Linked DNA regions of Mus musculus: region 1 is linked to region 2. Evidence: chromatin loops called from intact Hi-C (ENCODE). Cell type or tissue: heart. All regions are shown on one strand.

What was found. Peaks named below come from ENCODE experiments on the same cell type or tissue, not always from the same donor. Only the 100,000 strongest peaks of a DNase experiment are listed, where the experiment ranks them.
Region 1: it touches region 2 in a loop (2.3-fold over the local background); 1 of 42 quality-filtered maps calls a loop at or near these places.

Annotation. Positions count from the first base shown.
Region 1 is chr13:98,595,875-98,598,374 of GRCm38, reverse strand. No RefSeq gene overlaps it. Among named protein-coding and RNA genes, the nearest start is that of Gm41033, 23 kb to the right of the region's middle. In heart, a CTCF peak has its summit at 1,481 (motif pointing left); a DNase peak (open chromatin) is centred at 1,394.
Region 2 is chr13:98,688,570-98,691,069 of GRCm38, reverse strand. All of the region lies in intron 2 of Tmem171 (transmembrane protein 171), which reads left to right. Among named protein-coding and RNA genes, the nearest start is that of Tmem171, 5.0 kb to the left of the region's middle. In heart, no CTCF peak of the experiment used is centred here; a DNase peak (open chromatin) is centred at 999; H3K4me3 peaks cover 860 bases; H3K27ac peaks cover 1,209 bases.

The DNA.
Region 1 (2,500 bases), 93 kb after region 2:
GCTGTATACCTTGCTATCCCTACAGCAGCTTCATGCATCTCATGCTTTCCATATCTCTTGATTGTACCAGGAGCCCATGTCTCATAGGTGACCTGTGCCTTGTAGGTTGTATAAGTGCACCCCGTGATGTTTGCAGAGTGACGAAATCACCTAATGACTGGTCTCGGAATGATCCCAATCCCTGTCGTTAGGTGACCCGTGATGGCGCATCATTTGGGACAGTGACTGACAGGCCAGAAGAAGCTCAGAGTTGAGACCGCAGTGATTCCTGCGGACCCTAGCACAGCTCTCGTTGACGAGGAAAGCAAATGGAAGACCATCTGTGTTCTGATTGATTTAGAGGAGACAGTATGAAATTGGATTCTTTTCACCAGTGAATACAAAAGCATATAATTAAAACCTCCTCCTCCTTTTGGGCACTCAGGAATGGCCGCATAAAGCAGAGAATGAAATCCAGCAATGGCACTGCATGAATGAAGACAACAGTGTCCTTTTGACTGGGAGCAGAGCTGAGTGAACTTCTACTGCCTCTGCTCTTGAAACATGGTCATGTGTGGCTTTGTCTAAACAGGGCATCATATTTGTGGTGTGTTTTCCATTGTTTTAAAAGGGCTATAGAACCTTGTAATAACTGCTGGGTCTGTTTAGTAAGCTCATTGGTATGCAAAGACATTACATTCTGAACTAGGAAACTAACTTTCTTTTCTTTTTCTTTTCTTCTTTTTCTTTTTGTCTAAGAAATTGGTTTTCTCTCTCAGACAGCGATGGTATACATTTATGGCACTCCTACTGACTTGGACCAGTATGGGATCCCTACATTTAATCCCACACTTCCTCACTGCCGTCCTGCTGGGTCAGTTCCTTCGAGTCACCAAAAGTCCATGCCTATTCGAGGCAACACTTTTCCCTACTTCTTTCAACACCTACCATTACAAGTTCACTCGTCTTCATTTTTAAGTTAACTTTCATGTGTTGCACATTATCTAAACACTGCATATATCTGTAAGGAGCCTTGCTCGGGTCACTGAAACTCCTTGCCTTCTTCAACACGCAAGCTTCACACTACAGTACCAGGTCCTGGTCACAGCAAAGGAGATACTTGCACAGCTGAAGAGAGCAGATACGTCTCTGAGTCTTAATAGTTCTCAGAGTAGCAGTGCCAGCTGGACTGTGGCTCTCCTTTCAGCATAGGTGCCCAACACCATGCAGATCCCCCACATCATATGAGTCCTTAGAGCCTTTTGTGTGCCATGAAACCCTCTAAATTATATTGGCTCAGCCAGGCTCCTGTTCACCCATCCTCTCTCTGGTTCCTGGGTCTTCATCAGGATCCACTCTCCCCTGGCCCTTGGCCAGCCCCTCCTTGCATCTGGTCCTCTGTGTTTCTTTCCTGGCTGGTCTCCCAGCATAGAGTTTATTCCCTGTCTTCCACCCTGGAAGGACTCAAAGACAGATCTCAAAACTGTAGCAGCTCCCCCTACAGGATAGAGGAGGGAATTCTTAGGGTCCTAGAGCCCTCTCAAGAGGAACCCAGACACACACATTGCTGTGCTCGCTCTATAGTGCGTATATGTTGGGGTGAAGGAACAGAGGCGTGCAGTGTTCACCTCAGATCCTACCCCGAAAAATGCTGTAAGTTTGAGCTTCTGCTGTCATCAGCAAGCAAGAGAACTGACAAGTGCATCTCATGCAACTTTGTTGAGTATTGTCAGAACTGGAAAACACACACACACACACACACACACACACACACACACACGCCTGTGTGCACCCCCCCCCCCCCCAGTCTACATCGAATGTCTCCTTCAGTTGCTCTCCACCTTATTTTCTGAGATAGAATCTCTCATTGAAATTGAATCTCTTTTTGATTCCACTAGACTGGCTGGGGAACAAGCCCTAGAAATCTTCCCATCTCCAGTGTCCTCAGTGCAGGGAAAACAGACCCATACTACCACATCTAGCTTTTATTTGTGCACTGGAGACCAAACAGAGGTCTTCATGCCTGTACAGTAAGCACTCAGGTTTGGACAACAAGCACTTTGCCGTCTGAGTCATCTTCCCAGTCCCTCACTTTTTGTCATCGTTAGGATTTCCATTGTTGTGAAGACCATGACGCAAACTTGGGAAAGGAAGGATTTATTTAGCTTATACGACTACATTTCAGTCCATCAGCTAAGGAAGTTAAAAGAGGAACTCAGTCACAGAGGGGGCGTCTGGACACAGGAGCTGATGAAGAGGCCATGGATAGATGCTGCTTACTGTCTTGCTCCTCACAGCTTGCTCAGCCTGCTTTCTTACAGAACCCAGGAACACCAGCCCAGGGGTTGCTCCACCCATTGAGAGCTGTGCTATCTCCCATCAATCAGAAATCAAGAAAATGTTCATTTGACTTGCCTACAGGCTGACCTTAGGGGACCATTTTCTCAATTAAGACATCCTCTTCCTAGATATGACTAGGTTCAGTCAAGTTGACAAAAGCCAACCAGCAATTTCTTCATTG
Region 2 (2,500 bases):
ATTCACCGATGGGATTCTGTTTCACTAGCCACGGAAGTGCTCTTAGAAGGTGCCTTGGGAGATACAAGGAGACATGTTCTTGGACCTGTGAGCGTGCATCAGGAGGCCTGTTTTCGGTGAAAGCACGTTATCAGATGCCCAGTGGGCTTACTTTACAGCCCATTGCACTGCAGTATAGAGTTAAAGGGAATATTCAGTTCCAGTTCCTAGACTTACTATGATCTTTTTTAAAAATAAGATTTATTCATTCATTTATTGCTTTTGCTTGCTTGCTTGTTTGTTTGTGACACAGTCTCACTCTGCAGCTCTGGGTGGCCCAGAACTCACTTTGTAGACCAGGTTGACCTCAACTTCACAGAGATCCGCCTGCCTCTGCCTCCTGAATGCTGGGATTAAAGGCGCGTGCCACTAACTACTCCCAGCTAAGATGTATTTTATTTTTAAGTAAGTGTGTGTGTGTTTAGGGACATGCGCACACGAGTAGGGGTTCCTGAGGCCAGAAGAGGGTGACTCCCCTAGAACTGGAGTTTTAAGCAGTTGTGAGCAGCTGCCTGATGCTGGTGCTGAGAACTAACCTTGGAGCCTCGGAAAGAGCAGTATGTGCTCCTAACCCATTGAGCCATCTCTGCAGCCACCCCCTAGCTAACAACTAGATGAATTCAAAGAGAATCTCTCCTCAGTATGTCAGGTTTCCATCAATGATGAATCGGTTAGGGTCCTTGTAGGAAAGCAGGGTTTCCTACAGAGGTCATTCATTTTCTGGGCATCTCTGTGGCCTCTGGGGAGTGGCTGAGGCTGGCCAGGCACAGAGAGCACCAGTTGGAAGTGTTTCTTCATCAGGCAAATAAATGCTCTTAGCTGGTGATAGACATGAAGGGACCTTCCCCAGGTGCTGGAGGCTGGAGAGTTTGCTTAAACACTGGACACAAGTGGCCACTTCCTGTCCTTTCTGTCCTTCATGGCAGGTGCCGTTAAGCTGCAGCTGACAGCTGTAGGAGCTGAGGCCAGAGAAGTCTGAGTTTGCTCGGGGCCGTGCTGGCTTGGTCGCCAGCAAATGAGTGGGGCCAGCTTATCAGAGTCCTTCCTTCCCAAATCCTGTGTTAGAAGTGCTTTTCCCTGTCTGGAACATGCTGGGTTGCAGTGGCAGTGCCGTGAGCTGGAATTCTAAGGGATTGGAATTCGGGGACAAATTGGAGCTTGTTTCTGGTCTCTTGTCCCTTTTCCGTGGAAGACAGGGGCTCTGTTCAGAATGAGCAGATACAAGCCCAAACTTTCTTTTAGTTTGATCGTGCCTGTGCAGCCAGGGTGAAGGAGGGGCGTGGCACATTGCCATGGGTACCGTATTTGAGCAACCTCTGCACTTTATCTAGCAGCTGGCTTCTGATGAATTAAGACTCTCACGAGAAAGCAAGAAGAACTTTCTCAGCAGAAGACACCTCTAGGAATCTGCCAGAGTGTGCTATTTTGCCTTACACAGACGCTTTAGTTGAGTCGTGCTTGTTAGAGGCCAAGCCTATATTGCCTTGGGAGAACTCAGGGCTCTGAATTATAGGCCGGCTTATTTTAAAATGTGGTGACCTGTGTGAACCACAAAATGTACTAGTTTAGGGCCAAGTTCTAATCCCACATATTTTAATTCCAGCATTCAAGAGGCGGGGGTGGGGGTGGGGGTGGGGGTTGGATCTCTGTGAGTCTGAGATCAGCTTGGTCTACACAGCAAGTTCTAGGTCAGCCAGGGCTATGTAGTGAGACCCTGTCTCAAACAAAACAACACAAAATGTACTCATTTAACTTTTTAATTTGCATGCATGTTTGTGTTCAGTGAGTCTACATGCACCTGCACCTACACACATGTGTGTGCACATGTGGGCTAGAAGTTGATGTTGGGTATCTTTGTTAGTCACTATGTACCGTATTTTTTAAGAGGATTCCAGCTGTGACCAAAGATTTGCTGATTTCACTAGGCTGCCTAGCCACAAACCCCCAGAATCCTCCCACTTACTGCCCCAGAGCTGGAATTACAGACACACACCATCTGCCCAGGGTCTTACCTGGGTGTAGGGATTGACTTGAACTCAGCTCCTCCTGCTTCTGACGCTAGTACTTTACTGACTGAGCCATCCCCGTTCTTTCACCCACCCAGCTCTATTTTAACTGTTCAATACAATACTGTCTTATACCTTTAATCCCAGTACTCAGGATGCAGAGGCAGGTGGATCTCAGAGTTTGGGACTAGCCTGGTCTATAAGATAGCCAAGGCTTCACAAAGAAACCCTGTCTCGGAAAAACAAAAACAAACCAAAACAACAAAAAATGACAATGTAATATTATCAAATACAGTCAAAATATTGCAACACTATCACCAGCATCAGCTTCCAGAACTTTCCCATCACCCCGAACAGAAACACCTGTTAGACAGCATCCCCTCCCAACCCAGCCTGTTTTACTTGACATGGAACTGTCGCAGGTCCACTTCTCCATCCCCGCGCACTCAAGGGTG